Regions from separate parts of the Homo sapiens genome. Here regions 1 and 2 are each linked to region 3. The links are chromatin loops, found by intact Hi-C in ENCODE. Cell type or tissue: GM12878. All regions are shown on one strand. Links, peaks and the distances in the headings refer to the core of each region. The heading gives the core; the rest is flanking DNA. Region 1 overlaps MBD5 (methyl-CpG binding domain protein 5). Region 2 overlaps MBD5 (methyl-CpG binding domain protein 5). Region 3 overlaps ORC4 (origin recognition complex subunit 4).

What was found. Hi-C counts contacts between places; a loop is a spot of excess contacts. Peaks named below come from ENCODE experiments on the same cell type or tissue, not always from the same donor. Only the 100,000 strongest peaks of a DNase experiment are listed, where the experiment ranks them.
Region 1: a loop joins it to region 3, with 2.3 times the contacts of the local background. A loop is called at or near these places in 1 of 110 quality-filtered maps.
Region 2: a loop joins it to region 3, with 4 times the contacts of the local background. A loop is called at or near these places in 1 of 110 quality-filtered maps.

The regions. Positions count from the first base shown.
Region 1 is chr2:148,104,448-148,115,503 of GRCh38, reverse strand. All of the region lies in intron 1 of MBD5 (methyl-CpG binding domain protein 5), which reads right to left. Among named protein-coding and RNA genes, the nearest start is that of MBD5, 89 kb to the right of the region's middle. In GM12878, for the core only: no CTCF peak of the experiment used is centred there; a DNase peak (open chromatin) is centred at 5,133.
Region 2 is chr2:148,042,763-148,053,818 of GRCh38, reverse strand. The region is part of intron 1 of MBD5 (methyl-CpG binding domain protein 5); the gene reads right to left. The region is part of intron 1 of LOC105373673 (a long non-coding RNA gene); the gene reads left to right. Among named protein-coding and RNA genes, the nearest start is that of MBD5, 27 kb to the right of the region's middle. RefSeq lists an enhancer at 5,262-5,351. In GM12878, for the core only: no CTCF peak of the experiment used is centred there; a DNase peak (open chromatin) is centred at 4,848; H3K4me3 peaks cover 545 bases; H3K27ac peaks cover 2,500 bases.
Region 3 is chr2:147,985,696-147,996,751 of GRCh38, reverse strand. The region is part of intron 1 of ORC4 (origin recognition complex subunit 4); the gene reads left to right. LOC105373674 (a long non-coding RNA gene) reads right to left here. Exons shown (of 5, transcript XR_007087258.1): 3 at 8,444-8,569; 4 at 6,581-6,711; 5 at 3,517-3,775. Among named protein-coding and RNA genes, the nearest start is that of ORC4, 30 kb to the left of the region's middle. In GM12878, for the core only: a CTCF peak has its summit at 6,738 (motif pointing left); a DNase peak (open chromatin) is centred at 6,721.

The sequences.
Region 1 (11,056 bases), core at 4,162-6,661, 120 kb before region 3:
CAGGTACCCATACTAAATACCTTACATGCATTTTCTTGTTAATAGAGAATGCAGAATTCTCAACGATTCTGTAAAGTGGCTTCAAGAATCATATCAATTTTATAATGAGGTTAATTAGCTTGTCGAAATTACACAGCATGTCAGTGGCGAAGGCTGGGATGCAAGCTCTCTTAGCAGAGCTCAGAGTCTTATCACTGCTCACCAATAACAATTCCACTATTGCAGAAATATTTATTTTGTGAAAATAATAATAAAGCACACAGATGTCTGTATATGATAATCAATACACCCATTATTTGTAACAAAGAAAAAAGAAAAATGATCTAAATGATTATCTATAGGAAATAAATCTATATGTAGTAATCTGACAAGATGTTACCAGTATATTGATAGATATTTAAAAAGCAACTTGTACAGAACGATTAGAGTATGATCCCACTTTCATAAATTTAAAAAATTAAATATACATAATTGTATATATGTATGTATATGCAGATACTTTATACATATGCATATACATATATACATACACACAAACTTCAGTAGTTATCTATAAGGAGTACTGTTACAGGTAGGAATTTTTATTCTCTGTATACTAGTAGACTTTTTTTTTCAATGTACACATTATTTTCGTTATTAGAATCAGCAATAAAGACATTTCCAATTTAAGAAAAAAGAAGGGGAAACTACATTAATCAAACCTATCTTATAGCTCATAGCTTTTATATATTGGTAAAATATCCTGTGCTGTTACATAAGTATTCCTTTCAGTTTATACTGGTAATTCCTAATATGTTATTTCTAATGACAGCACACAGTAAGTAACTTATTCTCACGTCCAGACCTTTAACCAACAATTTTTCAGCATGCTGAGAGGTTATGTGGAATTCTCAGACAGTATTTAAACCAGCCACACCCCTTACTGGTTTTCTCTAACAATTAAATTAAACCATTTTGGTATAGAGTCCTTAAGAGAAAGTAGTTCAGCAATATGGATGAAAAATTTTAAAATTGGAATACTCTGGTTTTTTTTTGAGATGGACTCTCACTCTATTGCCCAGGCTGGAGTGCAATGGTGCAATCTCAGCTCACTGCAACCTCTGCCTCCCAGGATCAAGTGATTCTCCTGCCTCAGCCTCCCGAGAAGCGGAGATTACAGGCGCACACCACCACACCTGGCTAATTTCTGTATTTTTAGTAGAGACGGACTTTCACCACGTTGGCCAGGCTGGTCTCCAACTCCTGACCTTGTGATCCCGCCTGCCTTGGCCTCCCAAAAGTGCTGGGATTACAGGTGTGAGCCACCATGCCTGGCCATGGGAATACTCTTTACCTAGCAACTGTATTTTTTATTCAAAAGAAATTGTGTCCAAAGATTTATTTCATCAATGTAATCAGAGCACTAGTATATAAAATATTTGAACCAATAATGGGAAGCTGTTTAAATAATCATGGAAAAACTACACAATATTATACAGCCAAATATACAATATTATACAGCCAATAACAGTGCAAAAGAAAATTAAATGACCTAGAAAGATGTTCACAATATACTGTTGATGAAAAGAATCAGGTAACAATATAACATAAACTAATTAAAAAAATAAAAATCCCTCAAAAATCTGGAAGAATGAGGGCTAAAATGATTATCTCTGCATGTGATTTTTATTTCCTCTTTTTCTTCTATGTTTTCTAAAAAAGATATTACTTTGTAACAGAAAATTAGTTTAAAAATATAAAAGAATCAAACTTGTGTGTTATGTTAACCACTTAGTAGACATAATTCAGATTATTTACAAAGAGGAAAAAAAATGGAGTTGAAAGGCAAAGTGATGGGCACATCATTTTCCAGTTTCAGCATTCTGTCCTACTGATTAACTTTTCCTAACAACTGCTTTCATACTGAAAATTAGCTGTTTATAACAGACTAAGGTATATTGAGACTACTCACATTCCTCTGGAACAGAAGAAGCAATGAAATCATTTCTCTACACATGTTATTTTAAGCTCCTCTATCTTCTAGTCCTCCAACAAAACTGGGGATGTCAACAACATTTTAGTGAGCAAGATTGGAATCTGTTAACAGTAAATGCCAAAAATATCAATAGTATAAGTTAGAGAGTAAGTACTGTTAAAAAAAAAGTTTTTGACAAGGTAATATTCCCAGGAGATGAAACACAATGCACCTAATGTTACACAAAAGTTTAACTTTATGAACAAAAAGGAAGCATTGATCACTAGATCATAGAATGAATTATTACAAAGGGTAAGAAGAAACTGCAGGTCATACCACCTATTTATAACCCCAACTGCACCTCAAGTATTAGGAGTTTGTGTGATAAAAGCAGCAAGCTTTTAGCCATAGCTTGTCAGTGAATAGCTGTAGAAGCCACATAATAATGAGGGGCATGGCTGACTCACTGTACGCTAAAGTAGAAGTAATACTGGTGATTGCTATCTGTGTAACTGGTCTAATGAGATATTTATTTATTCATTGATTTATTTATTTAAGAGACAGGGTCTTACTTTGTTGCCCAAGTTGGTCTCGAACTCAAACTCAAACCCCTGGCTTCACGCAATCCTCCTTCTTCAGCTTTTCAAAGTACTGGGATTACGGGCATGAGCCACCATGCCTGGCCAATGAGATTTTTAGATGATCAAACAGGTGCCTGAGTTTTAGAAGTAGTAAGTGCCAGAACAGGACTCCTGGGATTTCTGAGTCCAGATTGAATTTTTTTTTTTCCAATTTCAGCACCATAGTAGACCAAATGAGATGGACAAGCCATTAACAGAATATGGTGGGAATTAGATTTAAATAAAATGTAAGTATAATTGGGTAACAAATGAAATAATGATTCAACAATAAGCATTTAAAACTAAATTTGTTGGGAGAAGAAATAGCACCTAAGACTATTTGTATTAAGTACTGTAAACCATGAACTGCAAAGAGGCTCATGTGATAATTCCTCATGCTTATGTTACTTTGCAAAGTGTTAAAAATTCATAAAGACGTTCGTTTTGCACCAAGTATAAAGTATTTGGTACAAAGGTTTGTTAGGCCATTTTAGGAAAACATTTCAAGAAACCTTATAAATGGTATAATTTTATAGAGAAGAACAGAACATTTTAGTTTAGGATATTTATGACAGAGCAGAACTACTAATAAAATGTACATATGCTGAGGAGATTCCTTGGGAAATAGGATATTAGTAAATACCCTAAATGTTCTCAAAAATGCATGTGTGCGTACACAAACACATATTCACATAATTTCTTATATAGGCTAGGAGAACTATAAATTCTTTGAAAAATTTCAAACCTAAGAAAAGTTCCAATAACAGTATTCCCACAGAACATTTACTTTTCATCTCGTTTAAGCAATTTCTAGGCTCTAGTCACATTTGCCTTCCCTTATTTCTGGGTATGTGTTTGTGTATATGTACAGTTGTTGCTCCTTTTCCATGGTTTCAGTTTCCTGCAGTCAACTGCAGCCCAAAAATAGGTGAGTATGGTTCAATAAAATATTTTGAGAGAGATAGACCACATTCATATAACTTTTATAACAGCATATTGTTATAATTGTTCTATTTTACTGTTAATTATTTGTGTTAATCTGTGTCTCTAATTTATAAATTAAACTTATAGGTATGTACATATAGAAAAAAACATAGTATATATAGGGTTTGGAACTATCAGTGGTTTCAGGCATCCACTGGGACCTTGGAACTTACCCCCACAGACAAAGTGGGACCTCTGTGTATCTGTATATATACTATAATTTTTGCTGAACCATTTGATAATTAGTTGCACACACTGTGAAAATATATACTTCAGTAGATATCTCCTAAGAACAATGATATTCTCACATATAATAGTGATAATATAATGATAAATTCAGGACATTTAACATTTATGTTTAATGTGATATAATCTATAATCTATATTTGCATTTTTCCATTTGCCTGCAAAGTGTCCTAGACAACCTTTTGTTGTTTTTGCTTTTTTTTCCTTTCAATTTAGGATAATTCACTCTCATTCTCCTTTCACCTACAGCAATTCTACAATCTTGTTTGGTTTTTCACATCACTAACATTTTGGAAGAGTGCAGGTCAGTAGTTTTGCAGACTGTTCCTCAGTTTGAATGTGTCTGGTAAATTCCCCGTGGTTAGACTTAGGCTAAACATTATTGGCAGAAACAAAAGTGGCATCTTTTCCTTCTGGAGTTTACCACAGTTGAAGGCACAGGATATCAGGCTGTGCTTTATTGGTGCTGTGAAATTTAGTCTTCTGGCTAAGACAATATCTGCCAGATTTCTCTATTTTAAAGGTACCTTTTCCTTTTTAATTAGTAAGTATATTCCAGAGGGAATCCCCTTTAAACTAGCTTCTGTGTCCTTTGGACATGTCTCCTCAGTTTTTGAGCATGTCCTTACATTAAAAAATAATGAACTAATTGAAAACAGAAGCCAAAATATCCCCCGATTAAATTTGGAGAACAGAAGAAACTTCAAAAAAATTTTAAAATAAAAACCTCATAGAAATAAGAAACTGTTGTATCCAGGAAACAAGAATCAGAAGCTATAGAAATGAAACTCAGAGAACAAGAAAGATTCATGAGAAATGATAAAAATAGCATAAATTTATAAAAAGAGGGTTAGAAGACAAAGCTAAAGAAGTCTCTTACAGGGTAGAACTAAAACAATAGAGAAATCAACCATAGGAAAAAAAAGAAAAAGGTAAGACAATTAGAGGACCAGCCTGAGAGGACCAGCATCCAAATAAGATGAGAGCTAAAAAACGATCCTGCAGCAACAACACCACAAACAAAATGAGAAGACAAGAAAGTATATTAAAAAAAAACAAACAGGAACAATTCCCAAATGGAAGAAGTTTACTTAATTTCCAGGCCAAAGGATGAAAATAGAAAAAAGAAGGTGTATCATTAAGAAAGAATACAACACTAAGGAAAAAGATCTTAAAAGCTTCTAGAGATTCAACAGGGGAGCTCTGATGCACAAGATGAGAATCTGAAAGGTATCAGTCTTAATAACAATACTCTAAAGGAAAAGACAAGTCTTAAACATTTGGAAATACAGATAAGAACCTGAAAAGAGAATTAATGCAAACTAACTTTCATTCCTGACCACATTTCCTGTCAACAATCACAAAACAGTTTTAGAAATACTACCAGAAAAGATTTAGACAAATCAAGAAACAATAAGACAAACCTAGACTGAATTCTGGCTCAACGTCTCACTAGCTCTAATCAATCACTTGCATCTTTGAATCTCAGTGTCACCATTTTTAATAAGAGGCTAATAATATCTAACTCATAGAATTATTCCAAGAATTAAATGTGATAACTTTTGTGGAGCAACAAAAAGGCACTTAGTAAATTGTAACTGTTACTATTATCTTCAGAATTATTTTAATTGATATGCTATTCATAGTAAATGACAACAAAGTAAATATTTACACCAATGGTGAAAATATATTAACTTTAGTACTTTAAGAAATAGAATATGATGTGGTCATCGGGGGATAATTCCAAAACCATGAAGAAACATGGAAAAGTACTTAGAACATGCCAAGAAAGTGGCAGATTATAAAATATAGATACAAAATAATTTTAACCATATAACTTATTGAGGAATTTATTAAATGGTATGTTATCTATTTTTAATAATGTTCAGATCATTGTAGAAAATACAAATAAGCAAAATGAGAATGTTTTGAAAATCATCCCAAGCCACTTTCCCAAGAGGTGTTACTTGTAACCATTTAAACAAAAACCTACAGCTTTATTGAGTTATAACTGATATACACAAAACTGCATATTTTAAATGTACACAATTTGATGAGCTTGGATACTTTTAACTCTTTAATTATGGTTATATATAATCGTGGCTTTTAAAAAATTTTTGATCATTTGTATATTTTCATTTGCAATCATCTCTTTTTCTAGTAGACAAATTATCATGCACTTTCTTCCATGGCATACCTATCCTTCAAAGACATCTTTTAAAATTGCTATATATCATGGCTATTTAATAGTCAAATCAACCCATTCTCTTATGATGAAATAATTATGTTTCCAAAATTCTAATTTTCTATAAAGTGATGCAATGACCATATTGTTGCTAAAGCTTTGCACATTATCTATTTTTATAAATTCTTAGATTTGAAATCTATGTCACAAATATAATTTTTTTTCTCTTTGAGACAGAGTCTCACTCTGTTGCCCAGGCTAGGGTACAGCGGTGCAAACATGGCTCACGGCAGCCTCCACCTCCTGGCCTCAAGTGATCCTCCCACCTCAGCCTCCCAAAGTGCTGAGATTATAGGCATGAGTCACCACACCTGGCCAAATATAAGTATGTTAACAATTTGGACATACATTGCCAAACTGCTTTGCATAGGAGCTATTGCAATTAGCATTCTTGTTAGTAAAAGATACGAAGGCATTTGAATTCTTGAATGTTCAATAATGGGTTTCAAATTCTGTTTCCCTCCCTCCATCCCTTCCATCCTTTTTTCCCTAATTTGATAAGAAAATGGTATTGTTTTGGTATTACCAGTGACTTTGCAAATGTAATGCCCATGCAACATTTCTTCTTTAGGAAGTGTCTACATATGTTCTTTGTCCAGCTATTTTTTGAAGCACATGTTCATAATCGGTTGGGATTTTAGCCTTACTTTTGGCATTTACAAGCTGTATGATAGACTTCTATGTCCTGTAACATGAGTACCACTTAAAACAATTAAAATACCAGATAGAGTAAAACAAACAAACAAACAAAAACTCTTAAATGTACCCAGGAGCTAGCAAAAAAAGAAATGCTGAGGACAAGATTAAGTTAAGACTGGTACTGAAAGTGGTACGGCAAGCACTTAAATCGTTTTTCACCTTGAGAATATTTGCTGAATCAGCTGAACTTGAGCGTTAGCTTTTTTTTTTTTTTCTTTTTTTCTTGCTTCAGAAGGTGGGACAACCCAATAGCCGACCATCCATAATGCTGGGACCACAAAAGGCTACTTAGTGTAAGCATAAACTAGACACACCACATTGATCATAATAACAGTAGCAAACATTTATAGAGCTTACCGCATTTTCAGTGTGTCAAAGATATCAACTCGTTTAATCTTCACAAAAATTATAAAAAAGGTACCATTATAATCCTCACCTTAGAGGTCAAGACAGTGAAGCACAGAAAGGTTAAATAATTTGCTCATGGTAAATTAGTATTAATTAGTATTAGATTAGTATTAATTTGTATTAGATCCAAAATGCAAATTCTGATACTCTGTGTCTAGAGACTATGCTTTTAAAGCACTATGACACAGTACTCACTTTCCCACCCACCCCCAACCCTTTTCCCTAAGGAAATGCAAGGAAAATTGGCTGTACAGAAGTTTGGAACTCGGGGGAGAGGAAATATAAATCTTCTCTGAGAATTTGTAACCACAAGAGAGCCTTCATTGAAGTCTGTAGTTTGAATCCTCACTACTCATTTGATCCACAAAACCTCAAGCTAACAATTTAAAGTGATCCTACATTAATAGTATTGTACTAATACTGTTCTCAGGCATCTAACAGAAACAGAAACATTCTCTTCACATGTAAAGTTAAAAAAATGAGTAGTTCATGATATAAAAAATCATTTAAATTCATTTAAAAATAAGACATTATATGTAAAACATACAAACAAAAATATGTGACAGAATCAATCCTAAGAAGATGGAGGTATTAGAATTACTACACACTATACATACAATATAACTGTTTCATATATTTCAAGAAATAATGCAAAAATAACCATGAACTCAAAAAAAAATTTCTAAAAATGCAAAGCATGATAATTAAAGCAAAAAAGTCAATGAATAAGTTAAACAGCAACTTCAATATAGCTGAAAAGAGAATTAGAAAACTGGAAAGGAGAAATAAAAAATTATACCAAATATAGTCTCGAGAGGAAGAGGCATGAAAAATAACATGACAAGATGTAAAATATATCTAAGTTGGATTGCTAGCAAAGAGAGAAGGTAGAGGCTATACTGGGAGAAATAATTTTCATATCTGATAAAAAAAAACTCAATTCAAACAGTCAAGAAACCCAATGAATCCCAACTGGGATAAATAAAAAAGAATACACACTGTACACACCATAGTGAAACTGCAGAAAATCAAGGAAAAGTAAAAGATCTCAAAGGGAAACATTCAAAGGACTGAAAGACTAATGAGTTTTCAAAAGAAATAGTAGAAGCCCGAAGACACTAAAATAATATCTTCAACACACTAAAAGAAGTTCATTCACAGCCTAAAATTCTATGCCCCCTCAAAATAACTTCTAAGAATCACAGTGAAATAAGGTCATTTGGAGATAAATAAGGATTGAGAGGTTTTACTACTCTAATATCCTCACAGGATATTATTGGATGAATACCACTTAAAACAACTAAAATACCAGATAGAGTAAGTAGGATAAGTTGATATCCTTCCAGGCAAAAGGACAATAATAACAGATAGAAGATCTGTAATGCCAAAGGAATGACAAGAAAAAATATGATAAATATGTGAGTAAACCTAAGGAATATAAATGTTATAAAACAATAATTATTTATTACATTGTTAAAATGACAAAATTAAATGAATAAAACAGAAATCTATAAATTGGAAAAATGTAATAAAAATATTCTGCATTAAGGCCTTTGTTTTGTTTGGTTAGATAGTAAAAGTATGCACATAAATTGAAAAGTACACATGATACCATTTCTTGAGTAACCACCTACAAATAGACTGCATGAATTCCAAACTAGTAGAAGGGAAAACAAATGATAATAAGAATACTGAGTAATACAAAAAGAAGGCAATAAAGGAGAAAAAAGTAAAAAATAATAGGAAAATAAAAACACAAAGTGGTGGAAATAAATTCAAATATAACAGCAAATACAATAAATATAAATGTATCATGATACAGCAAAAAATAAAAATTGTCAGGTTGGATTTTTAAAATTAGTTATATGTTTTTCTTTTCAAGAGACAATTACATAACATAAAGTATAAAGTAGAAAAAGATTTTCATGAAAACTATTAGCAAAAACTATATTATTATTAGTCTAAGGCAAATATACTCTAAGGAAAAAGGCATTCCTAGATATGAGTATCATTAAAAATGATAAAAGATTTCATTTATTTACTTGTATGTAAATAATAACATCACTTCAAAATACCTAAAGCAAAATTTAACAAGAACTACACGAACACCCCAAAATGGAAGATATTTAATGTAGGTCAGTAATTGAAAGGTAAAGAAGACAATTCCATAATACAGAAGATCTGAACAACAATTATCCTTATATAAAGGACATATATATAAAACTGCATCAACAGTTGTAGAATACACATTATTTTTAAGTATGTTTCCAAAATGAAACATATGCAGAACTTGATTATGTACTAGGACAAAAAAGTAAAACTGAACAATTTTCAAATAATTGACATATAAACCATATTTTCTAATAATAATGAGATTAAGTTAGAATTTATTAACAAAAATATAACTAGAAATAATCCAATTGTTTTCAAAATAAGCAGCACACTTCTAAAAATCTCAAAATGAAAACAAAAATCTAAATACAATTTTGTTGTATATAGCAAAAGCAATATTTGATGAGAATTTTAATTTTATAGCCGTAAATGCTTCATATGGAAAAGAAGGATGAAAGTTACTAATCGGAGAATTGAATAGAATAGGTTTAATAAGAAAAACAAAATGAAACAAAGGAAAAGACATAATCAAAATAAGATAAATTAATGATATAGAAAATAAAAATAAAATGAAACTGACAAGAAAGCTAAAAGCGGGCCCTGAAAAAAGTCTTAAAAAACTGACAAACTTTTGGAGAGATTTACAAAAAGCAGTAAGGAACAAGGAAGAAACGAGGCAGGCACATACAAATTGCTAACATGAGAAACTATATAACTTGCCGGGCGTGGTGGCTCATGCCTGCAATCCCAGCACACTGGGAGGCCGATCCGGGCAGATTACTTGAGGTCAGGAGTTCGAGACCAACCTGACCAACATGGTGAAACCCCATCTCTACTAAAAATATAAAAATTAGCCCAGTGTGATGGCACATGCCTGTAGTCCCAGCTACTTGAGAAGCTAAGGCTGGAGGATCACTTGAACCTGGGAGGCAGAGGTTGCAGTGAACTGAGATTGAGCTTTTCAACTCTAGCCTGTGCAGCAGAGTGAGGTTCTGTCTCAAAAAAAAAAAAAAAGAAAGAAACGTTATAATCTAACTATATAACTATAGATGCTGCAGACATTAAACAGATAATAAGAAAATATTAAAAGAAATTCATGCCAATATATTTGAAAACATAGATGAAATGGACAAATTCCTAGAAAAATACAGCTTACTGAAACTGACTCAAGACGAAATAGAAAAATCTGAATAATACTATGAAAGAAATGGGCTCAACAGTAAATATCTACCCACAGATAAAATTCCAAGACTAGCTGTACAATTTAGGATGTTATTTAACCTCTATAATTCTTCATTTATTTATTCAAAAAATGGGATATTATAATATCCTATTATATTAACTCACAAGCATTAAATATCTCATGAGCTTATTATTTGAGTATTACTTTTTAATGTAATACTCAAATGAAGGCAATTTGTAAACATGAAAGTGTCACAAAAATTGAAAATATTATTCACCCAATTTTAGGTTTAAATCAGAAAGCCCATAACTCTAAACAAAGACATATTCCAAAGAGTCCACCCAAAAGTCAAGTTTTCATGATAAGGCAAATCTAATTTGCTACTGGCATGCACTAACTAAGGCCACATTCTTTGGGAAGAAAATTAACAATACAACTGCAAATCGAGAATGCTGAAAATTTTTAAACACTCATTTTTTAAACTGTTAAGATTGGGTGTTAAAACATTACTGACAAAGTTGTAAAACTTAACTTAAATGACAATCATTTTTTGTTTAATGCAATAGGTTAAAGATCCAAAGGAACAAAAATAATATTGCAGGTTG
Region 2 (11,056 bases), core at 3,781-6,280, 59 kb before region 3:
ACTTGAAATAACTCAAATACCCATCACTAGTAGGATGGATAAATAAATTATAATACATTTAAATAGAATGCTTCAAATCAATGAACATGAGCAAACTATAAGTACACACACCAACACCAACATATGTATGAATCTCAAATAATATAATACTGGGTGAAATAAGCCAGAGAATGCATATGGTGTAAGTTCCTTTGTATAAATTTTATAACCAGGCCAAACTAAATATACTGTTAAAGATAAATAGACTATATAACTATTTTTTAAAAAGCAAGAGATGATTAAACCCAAAATTCACATTAGTAGTTACCTCTGGGAGGAGTCAAGCAGATAGGATAAGAGAGCAACACAGAATAATAAAATGTTTATATTCTCATTATTATGGTATTACAGGTTCATAGATATTTATTTTATTATTAAGCTTCAAAATTTACCATGTTGTGTATTTTATTTTGTATTAAATATTAGGCAATAAAAAACTTTAAATGTAAATGCTAAAGTATTTTGTAAAAACAGTGCTACTGAGACACAGCTGTCATGAAAGAAAAGTGCATCATATAATGAAAAACGGGTCAATTCAATAAGAAGATATAACAGTTATCAACATATGTGCACCTAACAATACAGCCCCAAGATACATAAAGCAAAAACTCACAGAATTGCAGGAGAAATAGACAGTTCAACAATAACAGTTGGCATCTTCAACACTACACTTTTGATAATGAACATACAAATCTAAATAGAAGATGAGCAAGAAAAAAGAAGGCTTGAACAATCCTAGAAACTAATAGACATCTATAGGAGACTCCACCCCAAGTAGAATACACATTGTCTCTCTCTTTTTTTTTTTTTTTTTTTTGAGACGAACTCTTGGGTCTGTCGCCCAGGTTGGAGTGCAGTAATGTGATATTGGCTCATTGCAACTTCTGCCTCCTGGACTCAAGTGACAGAATACACATTCTTCTAAAGTAAATACACAGCATTTTCCAGGATAAGTCACATGTTTATGGCATAGAAAACAAACACCGATATATTTTTTAAAGTTTGAAACCAAACAAAGTGGGTTTATCAGACTGTATGGAATGAAATGAGAATTTAATAGAAGGAAATTTGGAAAATTCATGAATATGTGGAAATTCAACAACATACTCCTAAATAATCAATAGGTCAAAGAACAAATCAGAAGGAAAGTTAGATATACTTTGAGATAAATTAAGACGAAAACATAACATATGAAAACTTATAGTATGCAGAAAAAGCAGTGCTAAGAGGGAAATTTATAGCTGTAAATGCCCACAATAAAAAAGATCTCTGCTGGGCATGGTGTCTCAGGCCTGTAACACCAGCACTTTGGGAGGCCAAGGCAGGTGGATCACCTGAGATCGAGAGTTCGAGACCAGCCTGACCAACACAGAGAAACCCCATCTCTACTGAAAATACACAATTAGCTGGGTGTGGTGTCACATGCCTGTAATCCCAGCAACTCAGGAGGCTGAGGCAGGGGAATTGCTTGAACCTGGGAGGCAGAGGTTGCAGTGAGCCAAGATTGCACCATTGCACTCCAGCCTGGGCTACAAGAGTGAGACTCCATCTCAAAAAAAAAAAAAAAAAAAAACTCAATAACAGTCTTATACCATAAGAAAATAAACATTACAACAGAGATAACAAAACTGAGGCTAGAACAAAAGAGAAAAATAAACCCACAAAAGCAAAAGTTTGTTCTTTAAAATAATCAACAAAATTTACAAACCTTTAGCTAGACTACCCAAGAAAAAAAAGAGAGAAGGGTAAAATTAGGAATGATAACAAGAATGTCACTACTGACCTTATAGAAATAAAAAGCCCAGGACTAGATGGCTTCACTGGCGAATTCTACCATTCAAGAAAAATTAATGTCAGTCCTTATCAAGCTCTTTAAAAAAACAGAAGAGGAAAGAATACTCCTTAACTCATACTGTAAGACCAGCATATCTTGACACAAAAGCCAAAGAAATCCCAAGAAAACTATAGATCAATAGCTCTTATAAATATAAATTCAAGAATACTCAACAAAATACTATAAAATTTAATCTAGAAGAATTATTATATCATAATTGTGATTATATTAAACCATATGATCATCTCAACAAATGCAGAAAAAGCATATGACAAAATATAACATCCTTTCATGACAACACACACACACACACACACACACACACACACACACACACACACTCAACAAACAGAACAGAAGGAAATTTCCTCAGCCTGACAGAACATCTGTGAAAACCTCAAAACTAACATAATGGTAAGACAGTAAAAGCTTTCCCCTAAGTAATCAGGAACAAGAAAAGGATGTCTGCTCACACCTCTTCTATTCAATATTGTACTAAGCATTCCAGCCAGGGAAACTGGGCGAAAAAAAAAAAAGAAAAACAGAAATGAAAAGACATCCAGATTAGAAGTAAAACTATTTCTATTTGCAGATGACATAATCTTATGTATAAAAAACCCGGAAGAATCCACTAAAATATTTTAGAGCTAATAAGGTCTGCAAAAATGCAGAATACAAAATTAATATGCAAAAAGCAGTTGTATTTCTAAAAACTAGCAATGAACAAACCAAAAATGAAATTAAGAAAACAATTCTGTTTACAATAGCATTAAATGGAATAAAATACTTAAGAATAAATTTAGCCAAGAAGTGTAAGACTTGTCCACTGAAAACTACAAAACACTGTTTAAAAAATTAAAGGAAATGTACAGAAATGAAAAGACATACTGTTCATGGACTGGAAGAGTTACTACTGTTAAGATGGCAATAATTCCCAAACTGATCCACAGACTCAATACAATCTCCTACTAAAATTTCAACAGTCTATTTTTCATTTTCAGAAAGGGACAAGCTGATTTTAAAATTCATATGAAAATATAAGGAACCCTGAATAGCTAAAACAATCTTAGAAAAATCAAGAAACAAAAAAACTATAGTAAGGAAACACACTTCTTGATTTCAAAACTTACTACACAAAGCTACAGTAATCAAAACAGTGTAGTATTGATATAAGGAGAGACGTACAGACCAACAGGATATTACTGAAAGCCTGAAATACACCCACATGTCTTTGATTAACAGATTTTTGACAGGAGTGCTAGGGCAATTCAATGGGGGGATATAGTCTCTTCAAGATATAATGTAAATTTTCATAACCTTGGAATAGGCAATAATCTATTAAATTAACACCAAAAGTTAAAGTAACAAAAGAAAAAAATTATTGAGACAAAATTTTTGTGGATCAAATGACATTATAGAGAGTGAAAAGACAGCACACAGAATGGGAGAAAATATTGCAATCATATATGATAAGGGTCTAGTATCCAAAATGTATAAAGAACTCTTACAATTCAATAATAAAAAGATAATGAAAAGGCAAACACGAAAAAGTGGAAAAGGATTTGAATAATCATTTCTCTAAAATGGAAAAGGATTTGAATAAACATTTCTCTAAAGAAGGTATGCAAATGGCTAATAAGCACATGAAAACATTTGGAACATCGTTAGCCATCAGTAAAGGCAAATCAAAACCAAATGAGATAAAATTTCAACCTCACTTGATGGCTGTAACAAAAAAGACACAACAAGTGTTGGTAAGGAAGCTGAGAAACTGGAACCCTCGTATGCTAATGAAAATGGTGCAGCTACTTTGAAAAACAGTTTGGTAGTTCCTTGGATGTTAAACATAGAGTCACCATGAGACCCAGCAATTACATTCCTAGGAATGTGTTAAAATATATGTTAACACAAAAACTTGTACACAAATGTTTACAGCAGCATTATCCATAACCAAAAAGTGAAAGCAACCCAGATGTCCATCACCAAATACTGATGAATGGATAAACAAAATGTGGTACATCCTCATATGAAAAATTACTTAGCCATAAAGGAGATTGAAGTACTGATGCACATTAGCATATGAATGAAACCTTATTCAAGTGAAAGAAGCCAGACACAAAAGGCCACATATTATATAAATTCATTTATATGAAATGTCCAGAATAAGCAAATCTATATAGTTAGAAAGTAGACTAGAAGTTGCCAGACGATATGGGAAGGAGGGAGGTACTTGGAAGTTACTGCTAACAGGTATAGGGTTTCTTTTCAGGGAGATAGAAATATTCTGGAATTAGATTTGGTGATGGCTCCACAAAAATGTGAATATGCTGAAAACCAAGGAATTGCATGCTCTAAAATGATTTAAATTGTAAATTTCATGCTATGTGGATTTTACCTCAATAAAAAATGAAAGCCACCCTTCTCCCCCACAGAAAGCAAGTACTACAGTACTAGGTAAACAGTAATTACTCAACAAATTTCAGTTATTTTTCCTGTTTGCTTTCTTGTTCAAAAGATATTGCCATAGTCCTAACTAGCTAGAAATACAGCTGGAGTGCAAAACCACAGCATAACAATTATTCTATGGCTAGCTCCCACTGACAGATTTCCATAAATTTCTAGTGCTATCCAAATTCCTCCCTTGGTTCAAAGCAAAGTGAAGAATGGATGGTGCACGAAATCCACTTGCCACAAGATTTCTAGCTTCTAAAGAGCTAAGGTGATGTCCAGTTTCTGGGTACAATCACTGGGCAGCTGAGAACCAGTGAATACACAGGTTGATGCCACTGTCTAGTCAAGCTACAGTCCAGTCAATCCATCACATGTTACCAGAAACTCCCAGCAACCACAGGAAAATGCTTCTTTTTTACCATTTCCCACAATGTGGTCAATATGACTCTTGCTGGCACCACTTCTCAGACACTAACATCACTAATGAAATTCTATTTCTTTGCTCCTCCTGCCTCACCCTTTGAGCACTGCAGTACTTTCTGGGAGTACACAAGAATTCATGTAAGAAGAGTGGACTAGACTATTCCAACATCCCAGGATGAGACAGGGCAATTTTTCACAGAGAGGCTTATCTCATACCCACCCTAGGAAATTTATTCACTTCTTTTCTCAAGGGAGCAAAGTAGTAACTTTAGGCCTTCTGGGGGACTTTTCAACCACAGAGTTTCCCCTGAGTACATTCAGTCCTCTGTTTTCTACTCCATTCTTTTCTCTTTTAGTGGTTTTCTTATCATTTGTCTTTTACTGAACAAGTCATGTTACCTTGACCCTCCTTTTGAATATGTTCTTCCTCATTCCTGGAAAGCCTTACTCTTCTCTACTCTCCAACTCCAAAACAGCAAACTGCTCTTCATTCTTCAGGTCAGTGCTCCCTGAAGAAGACTTTGCTAATGTCCAAAAATAGATTTGGCGGCTTCTTTTCTCAGTTCTTATTTTCTCACAAAACTCTCCACTAAAGCATTTGCCAGGTTGTATTATTATTGTTGATTTTCAACATAGGTATGTGCATATCCTCACTAAACTATAAATTCTTCAAAGGCAGATGTTGTGTTTACTCATCTTCATAATTCCAGCACCTAATAAGTAGTAAGCATTTAAAAAACAATTTCTTAAATAAATGGGTGGGAAACCAAAAAAGGCCTATCAGGAGCCTTAATATATGTTAACATTTCTCGAGTCCTACTGAGACGGACCAGGCATTGTGTCAACAACTTTGTATGCATTATCCCTCTGAATCTTCCAAAAACCATGAGAAGGAGGTAGTTAGTAACCTTTTTTTGAACAGGTAAAATGATGCTTTACAGAGACAGAATGTTTCAGGATCTGAACTTAAATTAATCATCACCAAAGTTTATGCCCCTATCCACCTTAGACTTCAAAGGGAAAGAACAATGAATAAATTGATATAAGAGGATTGTTTCAAGACAGCATATTTAAGTTGGGAATTATCTACAGTATCTTACTAGAGGCTTCTTTGTGAGGCTTTCTAAAATAAACAACTCTATGTATGAGATCTCACAAACAATGGTTTCTCTAGTTTTGCTGCTTTTGTAACTCGTGTCTTTGCACATGCTGTTCTCTTAGTCTAGGAAGCCCTTACCATCTTATGCAATTGTAGAATTCCAACTCATAACTTAAAATTTAGCTAAGGTATCACTTTGGACTTAGGGCCATTCTGCCAAAGGAGGTATTCTCATCCTAAGTGGTTGCTTGCTGTTCTTTACAATTACTTCATTAAATGAATACTCTAGATGACCTTATACATTTATTTACATGTCTTTCTCCCCTAGTCACTCTAAATTTCTTCAAAGGCAGAGTTCCTTTCTTATTCATCTTTGTACCCCTAGTGCCTGTGTGGCACAAACACAAACATTTATCAAGGCACTTGGTAAAAATATTGGTTAACAATTTCTACATCTCCCAATTTGGCCTTCTCGTATATTCAGGTATTATCTGCTTAATTCTGGCCAAGCAGGATGTAAAAAACATCTAGAATTGCCATTGCCCATGATCCTTTTTAAAACTTCCTCTGTCTCCACGCAAAATGTACTCCATTTCTTTTGGTTGCAGAGCCCTTACTTCAATTCAGGTTTGTATGACCCTTAGTAAAGGTCATGGTCTTAGTTATGGCTTGAGCTAGATTTGAAGATGCAAAAGAAAACAAAGCAAGAACTTGATAATCTTGGTGACTGACACTAGAAGTAAAAAAACAACCATCTTATATGATCATAAAAGTTAAATGAGTGCATCATTAACTAAGAAGGGGAAAATTGAGGATGGCCAGGATGATTTGATAAGAAGTGACACCTGATTTGGGATTTGCAGTAAAACTATGTTGGGGGAGACAGTGGATAAGGCAAGAGGCACTGTACAAAAGACAGCATGTGAATAAAGCCAAGGAGACCTGAAGGAGCACAACATAATCTTGAAGAGGAAGTGGGTTGGTTAGCTGCGATGAAAGACATCATAAGGGGAAAAGTAATGGGAGATGAAGCTGGAGGTCTAAGTTGACATAAGATATAAAGATGAAGGGCTTATACTTCAGATTGAAAATAGGATTTTATATAAACCAATAAAAAGGAACAATCCACAAGGTTTTTAATTAGGGTAGTGACATAACCAGGTTTATGTTTGGTAACAACTCAGCAAAAGACAGAATATGGCCCAGAGTACAGAAAAGTCAGAGGCAGATTAATTAGCTAAGGAGATTACTTACTACCATTCTCTAGTCAAGGAATGAACTAAACTAGCAGCAATGTGCATAACACAAAGATAGAACTGAGCGGACTTAGGAATTAGGAAGGAAAACAATTCTATACGATTTGGTGATAGGCTGACTATGGAGGTAAAGAAGGGGTGGAAGAGGACTATGATATTTCTAACTTGGGGAATTGGGGTAGACAGGGACAGCACCATCCAAGAAAGTAAATACAAGCAAAAGAGGTTTGTGGGAGATGTTAATGAGTAATTACATAAATACTCAGTTTGAAAGACCTCAGGGACTTATACTGCTAACCACTCAGTCTACAACTTAATCATATGCTGAATTATTTTGATGTGTTTAAGTAGATTTCTCAACCAATCACAAAACTTCGAAAACCTTGTATTTTATTTCTTTCATAACATCACTAGTGTATAAAAAGCCTTCATTAAGGTTGGGTGCAGTGGCTCATGCCTGTAATCCCAGCACTTTGGGAGGCCAAGGTGGGCGGATCACAAGGTCAAGAGATCAAAACCGTCCTGGCCAACATGGTGAAACCCCGTCTCTACTAAAAATACAAAAATTAGCTGGGTGTGATGGCACACGCCTGTAGTCCCAGCTACTCGAGGGGCTGAGGCAGGAGGATCACTTGAACCTGGGAGGCGGAGGTTGTGGTGAGCCGAGATTGCACCACTGCACTCCAGCCTGGCAACACCGCGAGACTCTGTCTCAAAAAAAAAAAAAAAAAAAAAAAAAAAAGGCACTTCATTAAGACAATACTAACAACAAGCCCTTGGTGAACTGTTTGACTAGTGTGAACCATGATTGTGTACATAAATTAGGAAACAATTTTATTATCCATTCTAGGATTAAGAGGGGAAGTTTTCAAAATTTCTAGATTGCTATATACAAATTCTAACATACTTAATAGCATAAAGACAATGGAGAAAGAAGAGAAATGACATTTCCTCTTTACATTTACTAGTAGGTAACAGTCTATCTGCCTTTTATCTTGGAGCAATTAGTCTCCAGTACACTTGAGAAAGTGACCTAATCCAAGTTGTTTATTTACCAGTTATAAGCACTATGGGGTCAGATATTAGTTCTGCCACATTCTGTATAACCTCGAGCAAGTTACTAAACTGAACCTTTAATTTAAATCTATAGAAAGGCATAAAAAGACCTACCTCACAGATAAGGATTAAATGCCATACATACAAGCATCTATATCTATGTCTGGCATATGATAAGCCACCAAATTAATATCTTTCTTTCCTTCATGTGTTCTTCGTAAGAGAGGAGACAAATCTATGTATATTTATAGGTTTCTAATATGAACACTTTAGAAGTTATATTTTAAAGTAATGTTCAAATTTAGCAATGCATAATGGTTAGTAAGTACTGAAATTAAATCTCATTTAAAATTTACTAGTCATGTAACCTTGGTTGAGTTCACCAAAATATGCTTTCTCATCTGTAAAACGGGAATACAAATTGTACTGAATTTGAAGGTGACTGTGTGGATATAAATGACATAATGCATGCACAGTATGTATTTACTATGTACCAGTTAGTACGCTTATCAAAAGTAAGCTGCTATTATAACCATTATACTCCATTTTGTCAAATAGGAAAATATAATACACCTCTTATTACAGAGACATAATGATGTATTTGTGTGCATGTGTGCACGTGTGCGCCACTGAGGAATACATGAGGACAAAGTCAAAGGGAACCAAGAAATTGAATTCAACAGTTACCAAACAATATACCATAAAAATCAGTATCATCTTATAGTAAAACATAAATTTTTACTGAGGAAAATAAGAGGCAGCAGGGAAATCACCAACTAAATTTTAATCTTTGTAGAGTAATTACCAAAACTATTATCTTTACATAAATTTGGATGACCATAGGAGACATGAAAAATTTTTATAAGGTATTTTCATGTAGTTTCTCAGAAATAAGGACTTTAGGAATAACAGATTTTACATAATATTTACTGAACTAATTTTAATTTGCTTTTAAGAAAGACACAGATAAACATTAACAGGCACTTTTATTATACAAATGAATAGTAATAACAATAGCATATATTTTTCCCACACAGAAAAGGTATTTCTGACTTACCCACTCATCATCTTATATTTATTTATTTCCTCTTAGCAACAAGTATCCTTCACTGAGTCATCTACATTATTTTACCTGGTCTCCCGTGACTCCCAACAACACATTTGATGAGAAAGTTGACTAAAATACATCGCATAATCCTTGTCTAGGAAACTTTTTCTTCTGTGTTTAAAAAAGTCACAGGAATACTAGACTTGTAACCTGGTTCTCAGTGTCATGGTATAAAAATGTTTCTGCTTAATACTAAATAGTTCAGCCCCATGGGCATACTCACTCATTAATCCAGATCCAATAATTGGAAATGAGATAATGGCATGTCCCTACTAGACTAAAGTTCAATTCTAAATTTATCTGTGAAGTAAACCAGCAAAAATAAATTAAGACTATAACAAGATTTGCAAGGAAATGTTTGGTCAAATTTTGCATATTATTTTCAAGCAGTTTTTAAATTATCTTAAAAGCATTGATTTACATAACACCACTTAATATATGCATTACAAATAAGCTTTATTCAGATATAAAGATGACTCTTCTTGGAGACAGTTCATATCACTACGTACATCTGAAGTTAAACTGCATATATTTTTAATTTAATTCTGTAAGTCATGCTTCCCCAAAATTTACACTGGATCCGACCTCAATTATTCTGAGTTAGCAGTATTTTCAAGTAGCTATAATTGAAAATCCCAGTCTGATGTATTAAACACTTAAATAACTGCAGATACATTTTTAGAGCAAATAAATATGTTTTACAAAAGACTGGAAATAAGTTAAATTTACTTATTTTGCAAATCATAGGTACTGACAGACCCAGGATCTAAAATATGTATTTCTAATGACTTATTTCCTTCAACTAAAATTATCAACCCAGCACAAATATCTTTCTTTACAATCCTGATTTTGTAGATGGGTAAGAAATTGGTAGGCAACATATGGTGAGTCAAGTATCACTGAACAGGGAATAAGAAAACCTGCTTCTAGGCCAAAGGCAGAACTGGTGTAATCCATAAAGCTCTAGAGCAGTGATTCTCAAACTTTAGTGATGGAAAGAGAACCATCAGGCAATCCTTGTTAAAATCGAGATTCCTGAGCCCAAGTAACTAGAAAGTCTATTCTTTTATTTATTTATTTATTTATTTATTTATTTATTTGAGAAGGAGTCTCGCTCTGTCGCCCAGACAGGAGTGCAGTGGCACGATCTTGGCTCACTGCAACCTCCGCCTCCTGGGTTCAGGCGATTCTCCTGCCTCAGCCTCAGGAGTAGCTGGGATTACAGGTGCCCGTTACCATGCCCGGCTAATTTATTTATTTATTTATTTTTTTATTTTTTTTTTGTATTTTTAGTAGAGAGAGGGTTTCACTGTGTTAGCCAGGATGGTCTCAATCTCCTGACCTCGTGATCCACCTGCCTTGGCCTCCCAAAGTGCTGGGATTACAGGTGTGAGCCACAGTGCCAGGCCTAGAAATTCTAATACAATAAGATTAGGGTGGAGTCCAATAGTCTGCAATTTTAATATGCAACTCAGGTGATTCCGATACAGGTGGTCTAGGAGTTCATTCGTTTTCAGAGCACTCACAAACTCCCTGAAATACATAAACAAGCCCATACAAAATTTTTTATACAAGACATCCTACCCCCCAAATCTAATGATTTCATCAGATTTTCAAAGGGAGCTAAGACCTAAAAAAGGGTAAAGGCTACATTGCCTCAGGAAGCCCTAAATCCCAGGTAAAAATAAACCTGACTAGCTACCAGATCGATCCCTTTATTTGTAAAATTTCTTTCAGCAACACTGGTTAGGTCCTTTTTCTCCTTTTTCAGATGTACAGGTAGTAACTCT
Region 3 (11,056 bases), core at 5,325-7,824:
TTGTCATTGTTTTGGATTTAGCCATTGTAATAGGTGTGCAATGGTATCTCATTGTTTGATTATGTAATTCCCTATTGACATATGATGTTGAGCATCTTTTCATATGCTTATTTGCCACCTCTGTATCTTATTTGGTGAGATGTTTATTTGGATGCCAATTTTAAACTGGGTTATTTCCTTGTTGAGTTCTTTGTATATTTTGTGTAACAAAATAAGTGTTTTTCACATATTTTATCCCCATGTGTATTTTGTGTTTTAATTTTCTTAGTAGTGCCATTTGGTAGAGCAGAAGTTTTTAATTTTAATGAAGTCTAAATCAATTTTTTATTTTCTTTCATGGATTGTACTTTCGGTGTTGTATCTAAAAACACATGGCCATAACCAAGGTCACCTAGATTTTCTTTTGTGTTACATTTTTGGAATTTTGTTTGTTTGTTTGTTTGTTTTTTGAGATGGAGTCTCACTCTGTCACCAGGCTTGAGTGCAGTGGCACAATCTTGGCTCACTACAACTTCCACCTCCCGGGTTCAAGTGGTTCTCCTGCCTCAGCCTCCCAAGTAGCTGGAACTACAGGCACACACCACCATGCCCAGCTAATTTTTGAATTTTTAGTAGAGACGGGGTTTCACCACATTGGCCAGGATGGTCTCGGATCTCTTGACCTCATGGTCCACCAGCCTCTGCCTCCCAAAGCACTGGGATTACAGGCGTAAGCCACCGCACCTGGCCTGTTTTTTGTTTTTTTTTTTTTTGAGATGGAGTCTTGCTCTGTCGCCCAGGCTGGAGTGCAATGGCGTGATCTCGGCTCACTGCAACCTCTGCCTCCTGGGTTCAAGCGATTCTCCTGCTTCAGCTTCCCGATGTGTCTGGAATTTATTCCTTCCATTGGGTTCTTCGTCTCGCTGACTTCAAGAATGAAGCCGCAGACCCTCGCAGTGAATGTTAAAGCTCTTAAAGATGGTGTGTCTGGAGTTTGTTTGTTCAGATGTTCAGATGTGTCCGGAGTTTCTTCCTTCCATTGGGTTCGTGGTCTCGCTAACTTCGGGAGTGAAGCAGCGGACCTTCGCAGTGAGTGTTACAGCTCTTAAAGGTGGCGCGTCTGGAGTTGTTTGTTCCTCCCAGTGGGTTTGTGTCTTGCTCACTTGAGGAATGAAGCCGCAGACCCTCCTGGTGAGTGTTACAGCTCATAAAGGCAGTGCGGACCCAAAGAGTGAGCAGCAGCAAGATCTATTGTGAAGAGCGAAAGAACAAAGCTTCCACAGCGTGGAAGGGGACCCCAGCAGGTTGCCACTGCTGACTCGGGTGGCCAGCTTTTATTCCCTTATTTGGCCCCACGCACATCCTGCTGATTGGTCCATGCCAACTTTTATTCCCTTATTTGGCCCCACACACATCCTGCTGATTGGTCCATTTTACAGAGCGCTGAGTGGTGCGTTTTTACACAGTGCTGATTGGTGCATTTACAATCCTTTAGCTAGACCAGAGTGCTGATTGGTGCATTTACAATACTTTAGACACAGAGTGCTGATTGGTGCGTTTTTATAGAGTGCTGATTGGTGCATTTACAATCCTTTAGCTAGACACAGAATGCTGAGTGGTGCATTTTTACAGAGTGCTGATTGGTGCATTTACAGTCCTTTAGACACAGAGCGCTGATTGGTGCGTTTTTATAGAGTGCTGATTGGTGCATTTACAATCCTTTAATCCACAGAGCGCTGAGTGGTGCGTTTTTTTATTGAGTGCTGATTGGTGCATTTACAGTCCTCTAGCTAGACAGAAAAGTTGTCCAAGTCCCCACTCGACCCAGGAAGTCCAGCTGGCTTCACCTGTCACCAAGTAGCTGGGATTACAGGAGCCTGCCACAATGCCCAGCTAATTTTTGTATTTTTAGTAGAGACAGGGTTTCACCATGTTGGTCGGGCTGGTTTCGAACTCCTGACCTCAGGTGATCCACCTGCCTTGGTGTCCCAGAGTGCTGGGATTAGAGGCGTGAGCCACTGTGCTCGGCCATTTTTGGAGTTTTATAGTTTTGCATTTTATATTTAGGTCTGTGATCCATTTTTAGATTTTTTGTGTGTGAAACTTGTAAGGTCTGTGTCAATTCATGTTTTGGCATGTGTATGTCTAGTTTTTCCATTACCATTTGTTGCAAAGATTGTTCTTTTCTCCATTGAATTGCCTTTGCTTATTCGTAAAAGACCAGCTGACTATGTTTATGTGGGCCTATTTCTGGGCTCTGTTTTGTTCCCTTGATTTGTCTGTTCTTTCACCATTATCACACTGTATTGATTAGTATAGTTTTATAATGTCTTGAAGTTGGGTAGGTTTTGTCCTCCAACTTTGTTCTCCTTCGGTATCGTGTTGGTTCTCCTGGGTCTTTCTGTGTATACTTTAAAATCAGTTTGTCATATCCACAAAATAACTATCCAGAATTTTGATTGGGATTGCATTGAATTTATAGATCAAGGTTGGAAGAACTGACATTTAACAATACGAATTTTTTTCTACTCTTGAATGATCTCATTTATTTAGACTTTCTTTGATTTCTTGAATCAGAGTTTTATAGTGATCCTCATAGAGATCTTGTACATATTTTGTTAGATTTATATCTACATTTTTGGTGAATGTTTTTTGTTGTTGTTGCTAATGTATATGGTATTATTTTAATTTCTAATTTCAGTTGTTCATTACTGATACATAGGAAGGAAGTTGACAATTTGTATATTAACCTTGTATCCTGCAACCTTTCTACAGTAGTTTATTAGTTCCAGTGATTTTGTTGTTATTTTGGGATTTTCTACGTGCATAATCATAGCATACTATTGGGACAAAGAATGATGAGAAAAGGTATATAAAGAATGATAAAAATATAATAAAACAGTGTATTTGAGCCTATTTCTTCATAGTTGATCATCAATTATTGTCCCATTGATAGCCTTTTAACTTTGGGGAGTAAAAGGGATTGCAGAAAAGGATGAAGGTAGGGTACCAAAGTTCTAAGCCATATAATGCTGTCTTTTTTAAGCCCCCAACCCCCTAATTTTTAGCTCTCCTTTTCCCACCCAAAAAGCACAACTGTCTAAAAATCCTATTTCATTGTAAATGTCAACTGACATTTCCATTTATCCTTGCAAGATTACCTAAGCATGCTGATGGGGGGATGGACAACATATTCATTAGCAAAACAGAATTGGAGAATATCGTTTCGTTGACTCTAGAATTTAGTCTCCTGTGCTTTTTGCATAAGCTGAAGGGTCTCATTAGAAACAATGTATTATTCCTAAAAGTTTTTAGGGAAAATTTTAAGATTTTTCTAGGATAATTTCTAGGGTAATTTCTAGCAATTCTTAAATAATTTATCTCTAAAGCAATGTTATTTTCAGTTTTTTTTCCTTCCAAAAATAGTTTAATATTTACTAATTAACTTACTGGAGTTGTAGCATATTGTAGGGGCCAAGAAAAAACTTCCCTTTCAGCCTCTGAAGGTTCTTTGAAAATCAGCTGAAAAAAGGCAGATTAATAGGAGAAAGGGCATATGATTTTATTTGATCTTGGTGTTACGTGACATGGGAGCCTTCAGAATAAAGACCTAAAGATATAGGAGAAAACTGCCCATTGGTATGCTTAGGTTCAGCAAAGTCTGGACAGCCATATACTGAGTGGGGAAACCCAGCAAGGCCTGCCTGTCTGTATAGATTCTTCTTGGCCTCTCTGTGCAGCATTCTTTCCTTCCGGGTATGGAACAGCACCCTTTCTGGAATGGGGATCCTATGACCTACAATCAAACAGAATAGGTCAGATATGTCTTTATAGTTAGTTTTTACACAGAAAGATGAGGGCAGGGAACATTAGAGTAATATATTTAGGTTCTGTGGCTGGCTTTGGGGAAAGGGAGTTCTGGTTTCTGTGGACTACCTTGGGGACGAGGGATGGTAGTTTCAGTGGCTAGCCTCAGGAGAATGAGAGGCCAGAGACAGGAAGTTAGGAGATGGTCAGAGAGAGCTGCTTTGGAGGACTTTATTTTGGAGTATCATTTCCTTAGCCCTAGCAGTATCATACTTACATTTAAGTAAACTCAAGTCTGTAAACGTGGCAAAGGAAAAATTTATTTGAATAGTGGACAGTATTCTATTCATTATTCTTCTCAAATGAACATATACCCTGAAGTAATTGATATTGCAAGAAAGTACAGTTCTGTAATTTATGTGTAGTTTGGGGCTTTTCAAGGAAAATTTGTCTACATGTGCCTTCTCACCCACCAATTTTAGTGCCCTAGTCTTAAATCTTGTGTCCCATATAATGCAACCATCCTTCACAAAAATGATATTTTTGTCAGGGGCAGTACCTCACACTTGTAATCCCAGCTATTTAGGAGGCTGAGTCAGGAGGATTGCTTGAGGCCAGGAGTTCATGACTTCAGTGAGCTATTATCGTGCCACTGCCCTAGTTGACAGAGGGAAGCCCCATCTCTTAAACCAAAAACAAAAAAAAGTTTTCGTTGATTCAAGTGTCTGTCGCCCTTATACTATTTATCCATCCAATTAAACACATTAGCTTGGATTCACAAGCTTAAATCCTGAAGGTAGCCTACTTCCATGTGCTCAGAGAACATAGACTACTGTTGATCACTATAATATTTAAGATGTAGTTATGTCAGTGCCAGTAAGATCATATAATGCATTTCCAAAGCTTCTAAAGGATTTCTAAATACGTTGCAAATTTGTGTTAGTTCTTTTGTTAGCCTATATAATTCAGAAGTAAATGCATTTTAAGACGTATACTTTAAAGAAGTCCTCCAACTAGTATTTCTTTTTTATTCATTCATCAACACTACTGCAGAATTGATACTTTGTATCATTTACAAGGTGTATTCCATGGTTAATAATCAAAACAACTGTAGTAATGTCTTTTTTTCATTTTGTGAGACGGAGTCTTGCTCTGTCTTGCCCTGGTTGGAGTGCAGTGGTGCAATCTCCGCTTACTGCAGCCTCCGCCTCCCCGGTTCAAGCGATTCTCCTGTCTCAGCTTCCCGAGTATCTGGGATTACAGGTACGCACCACGACACCTGGCTAATTTTGTATTTTTAGTAGAGACGGGGTTTCACCATGTTGTCTAGTCTGGTCTCAAACTCCTGAACTCAGGTGATCCACCCGCCTCAGCCTCCCAAAGTGCTGGGATTACAGGTGTGAGCCACCATGCCCGGCCAACTGTAGTAATTTCTAAATGTCTTTCTTTACTGAACATATCATAGTATTAACTCTCTGATTATCCTTCTGGGGGTTGTTTATTTCATAACTATTTACCTCCCATGTTCTTGAAAACAACTTTATTGGCTTATTCATGAATATCAAGGCTCTAATAGGTACTTTATAAAGTAAGTACACTTATTAAAAGATATATATGTATGGGGTGCAGTGGCTCACGCCTGTAATCCCAGCAGCACTTTGGGAGGCTGAGGTGGGCGGATCACCAGGTCAGGAGTTCGAGACCAGCCTGGCCAATATGGTGAAACCCCATCTCTACTAAAAATACAAAAATTAGCCGAGCGTGGTGGCGCATGCCTGTAATCCCAGCTACTCAGGAGGCTGAGGCAGGAGAATCGCTTGAACCCTGGAGGTGGAGGTTGCAGTGAGCTGAGATGGTGCCACTGCACTCCAGCCAGGCGACAGAGTGAAAGTCCAGCTCAAAAAAAAAAAAAAAAGATATATATGTATATACGTTTATATTCATATGTGTGTATATATATGTATGTGTGGTTGTGTGTGTCTGTGTATATATGATTCCAGACATACTGCCATGTACTAGTGAAGATTACTGAAATTCAGAGGTTAGAGAGAACATGGCTTTTCTGGAGAATTGCAAGCCTTTTCAATTATTTAATCAGTTTAAGTACCAAGACATTATAAAATATTTTTCTTCATTTTAATATCAATGAGAAAATATCATGGCATCATATTACTTAACTAAAGGTTATCAAACCTTGGAATCATTTAATCTGAATGTGTCCTTAAGTAAATTGTGTCCTTTTAATATTCACTGGCAACAAATGAGGAGGAAAAAAAGATTTTACAAAACTGTCAGTAATTACCATGGTTTATTCACCTGTGGTCCAAAAGTTGATTTGTGTGGAATTATTCTTCAGCTCTGGAGAACTCAAGGAAACATCTCACCAGAGGCTGTGCCCCAACTTGATATAGATAGCATTTTTGAGCTGATCTCTTTAGGAAGAACTAACAGAGTTTACTTATTTTCTAACTTGGAATATATATCAGTATTGGCCCTTATTTCTCCCCACACTCAACCATTCTTTTAACTCTATTTTAATCTTTACCTCTGTACAAACAATCCAACTGGGGGAGAAAAAAGAATGAAAACTAATTCTGATGGACTGAAAAACAGCTTAAATGTATTTTTCTTGCCTCAGTTTCATCTCAAAGGACAGTAACAAAACATGGAAACCACCTTCAAATTTCTCCTAAAATACCTTTCATTTTACGTTATTTGACTGTTTAGCTAGCAAATCAAGAACATTTTATCGAACTGAAGAGAGGCAAAGTTCTGAAATTTTGTCCATACTTACCTATCTTTGAGAAATGTCAGCCGTGTGAAGTTAGGTCCTAGGTAAACAGTAATAGAATTTGTATTTTAACTTTTTTCTAATAAAGGGAGTGGGGTAGTGGTATTGTTTTCGGTGTTTTCTTCTGCCACCATCTGGAAAGAAAGCAGTATTAAACATCTTTTTAATTTACTAAGAGTTCTTTTCACAAAGTAATGCCCCCATCTGCTGGAGCTGTAAGGTTTTGCCTCAAAGTAAGGGTATTAGAGAAAATAATACATGATCATTTGTGTATTTTTGAATTATATTTTCTAGTCTCATCCACTAATTTTACCAAGGTTTTTGTAGGAGTTGTTAGCCAATTTCATCTTCTCTTGATGTGTTAGTTCTTATTCCAAACTAAGAAAAACTTGATATAAATTAGTGTTCTTGGAAAGTGGTGCATGGTTTTTGTTTCTTGTTGTTGTTGTTCCTATTGTTGTTGTTTTTGAGATGAGTCTCGCCCTATTGCCCTGGTGGGAGTGCAGTGTTGGCGATCTTGGCTCACTGCAACCTCCGCCTCCTGGGTTCAAGCAGTTCTCCTGCCTCAAGTCTCCTGAGTAGCTGGGATTACAGGCACGTGCCACCACACCTGGCTAATTTTTGTATTTTTAGTAGAGATGGAGTTTCACCATGTTGGCCAGGCTCGTCTCAAACTCCTGACCTCAAGTGATCTGCCCACCTCAGTCTCCCAAAGTGCTGGTATAACAGGTGTGAGCCACTGCGCCCAGCCGAAAAGTGGTATGTTTTTATATTTTTAACAAATGGGTATGAGAAAACAAAAAATGCTCAGAACAGTCTGAGCTCTGAGGTATGCAGGCCCAGAGAGATGTGAGTAGTATGGGACTTCAGTTATGCCCCCATACTCCACCCCAACTCCCTACCCCCTGCCACTCTGTAGCCAATGGATAGTTTGTTATTTTAATGTAGATTCTTGGTGAACAACTCAGAGCGTGCCTTTTTATTTTTCTTTTTCTCTTTAAAAATCTACTTGTTACTGCTGCTAATGAGCATATTCAGGGCAACTTGAATTTATGCTCCTTGGTTGCAACCCTCAAGCTTGGCTCAAATGAACTCTCTATGTATGTTATTAATTTTGCCTCAACTTCTTTCCTTTTAGGTCAACACATATAAAACTTACATTATTTACAGAAATATTTGTGAATAGAATAAAAAGTTATGTTTATAAATGTTTTAAGTGTATAGATATGAGAATTTTTATAGGTAACACCTAATTTTTGGCTATAAAATCAGTGTTGGAAACATTTTCAAAATGCCCTATAACACAAATTTCTTCTAAAAAGCAGTTTCTTTCCTACTTTTATTTTAAAATTCCAGATGAAGTAAATCTTTTTTTTTTTTTTGCTTTTTGTTTTTTATTTACTAAGCAGCATGCTGTTGACAGGCAGCCATTTTTCATTCCAGGAAAAAGCTGCAGTTGGAACAGCTGAGATTATTTCACTTACATTTTAAAAATAATAACATCTTTAAATTCAGCAAGTGAGGCTGGGCGTGGTGATTCAGGCCTGTAATCCCAACTGAGGCCAAGGTGGGTGGATCACTTGAGGTCAGGAGTTCGAGACCAGCCTGGCCAACATGGTGAAACCCCCATCTCTACTAAAAATGCAAAAATTAGCCAGGCATGGTGGCACATGCCTGTAATCCCAGCTCCTATCTCCTGAGGCAGGAGAATAGCTTGAACCCAGGAGGCGGAGGTTGCAGTGAGCCAAGATTGCAACCTTGCACTCCCACCAGGGCGACAGAGCGAGATTCTGTCTCAAAAAAAAAAAAAAATTCAGTAAGTCAGCTGGATTCAGTAATGTCTCCAAACTGGATTCATATACCTACATTGTGTATTAATGAGCTGACAGTAAATGAATATGTGATGGTGCCACTCGGAACCCCTTCTTGTTATTGATCTTGAACTCTTCCCTTTCCTTAGGGCGTCTGGGTTGAGTAACATGACTTGACCTGCTGATACAGAGACCAAGTAAAATTTGTCAATGTATATATTAAATATTAGTTAAGTTTAATTTAGCTCTTATTTTTTGGATAGATATTTATAGGTAAACATATTACAATACTTTCTTTTTTTTTTTTTTTTGAGACAGAGTCTCGCTCTGTTGCCCAGGCTGGAGTGCAGTGGCTCTATCTTGGCTCACTGCAAGCTCCGCCTCCCGGGTTCACACCATTCTCCTGCCTAAGCCTCCCAAGTAGCTGGGACTATAGGCGCCGGCCACCACACCTGGCTAATTTTTTGTATTTTTAGTAGAGATGGGGTTTCATCATGTTAGCCAGGATGGTCTCGATCTCCTCACCTCATGATCTGCCCGCCTCGGCCTCCCAAAGTGCTGGGATTACAGGTGGGAGCCACTGTGCCCAGCCTACAATACTTTCTTATTCCAGAGGGTTATTTTGCACCAGCCACCTTACTGACCATTTATATGAAAGATAGGAAAAATTGTTTGTTGTTACCTCTTTGACCTGTGCTTGGACAACTTTGAAACTAAATAAATCGGACATGTTCACACCTGTTTTCTCCTTAAATGCTTTTTTTTGGGTACACAGTGTTACAGCTCCTGGCGTCGTAATTACTAGTAAGATGCTCATAATACTAGAGTACTTTTGATTATCCAGCTGAGGTACATGGTTCTTTTTCTTAAACAATTTGATCCACTAATTCTTATTTTTGTTTTTTACCTTATGGTAGCTGTAGAAAAAATAATTTAAAATATGTTACTTTTTGTGTGTGTGTGTGTGTGTGTATATATATACACACACACACACACATATATATATCTATATATGGAAAGTTCTTGTTCTTTTAAATGACAAATATTATGAAATAGAGCCCATTTTGGTTGAAAAAGTATGTGTGTGTGTAGGCAGGCCACATTTTTAACCTAATAAAAATTATAGGAATTGCTGGACTTTAGATATTTATTAAACCCAAGAGATTTTTTTTTTTTTAAAGATCTCAATCTTAGGTTAAAAAAAGTTTCAAGCTGCTCAAGGTGTTGACCCAGCTACTTAGGAGGCTGAGACGGAAGGATCTCTTGAGCCCAGGAATTCAAATCCAGCTTGTGCAATACAGTGAGACCCTGGGTCTAAAAAAAAAATAGTTTTAAGTTCCTTTTTTACACTTCATGTTTTAAGTTTAGACATTTTCTTTCTACTCTGAAGAATGAAATTAGCAACCGTATGCATTCATGCCACTTTTTTTTCATTTTTTTGTTGAATGATTATTTTCACTGTGTAACGACTTATGTTTCCACCTGCTACTATAATTATTTACCTTTTTTTGGTTTTAGTTTTTTATTTTAGTGGATTCAAAGGTCACTAGTGTGTGTGTGTGTGTGTGTGTGTATGTGTGTGTGTGTCTGTATAAAATTGTGTTTTTAATTATGCTTTAGTTGGCTGGATTTTGTCATTGAGTTCCCCATATCCTCCTGCAACACACACACTCCACACAAGGCTTTATTGGCTCTGTGTACTAAATAAGTTCATTCTTATTTGATAAGGCTATACCTGTTACCTTTATATGTGAGTGACATCTTTGCTAGGTATGAGTCTTGGTCTCTCTCTCAGAACTTTGTAGATATTATGACACCATATTTTAGCATTTTTTTCTCCCTTGTAGGTGTTTTTCAGGCTGAGTCCCAGTGAATTCTTTTTTTTAGGCTTGAAATTTAATAATTGAATTACAGTTTTTATCAGTTTTCTTCTTTTCATATTTGATACATTGATGAGAGTTTAGGAGATTTTATTGATGCAAGTATAGCTTTTAAGAGTGAGGTTAAAGTTAGGAACTATGGAGAACTCCTGTAGAATTTTCTAGGCTTGTTTATTATTAACTTGTCTCTTTGTTTAGTTACTGCTAAAGTATTTCTGTTTAACAGTTTTTTGTTTTGTTTTATTAGAGGAGAAAGATTCTCTGATTCCATTTTTTACCATTTTATCTGCACAATTCCTAATTAAAATTCCAGAGTTTCTGTACGAAACATGTATTCCTTTTTAGCGATGGGAAGAAAGTTTATGATCTTAAAAATAAAGATGTGTACAGAAAAAAATACAAATTGTACACATAGACATTCAAAGAGAAGTGAATTGTTGGTATTGAACATCTGTTATAATAACCGTGTTCTTTCAGAATGTATTCCTCTGCTATGTTTTGTCTCCTAAAGAAAAGCCCAGTGATGATTTTGATGAACTTTCTGATGTTTGCAGGGTTTTTTTTCATGCCAGTTGAGACTAACCAACCTCTGATTGGGAGTCAATAGACCTAACAGCTACTGCTGCTGTTAAGTAAGCTATGTCATCTTGGGCAGGTCATTGTATACCATTGCTAGTCAGCAAGCAGAGAGGTATTTGGTAAATTGACCAAACTTCAAATTTGACATGAAGGACTGTCACCAGGAGTTCATCCAGGTTGCTTCTCCCACAAAGTTTAGGATTATGTTA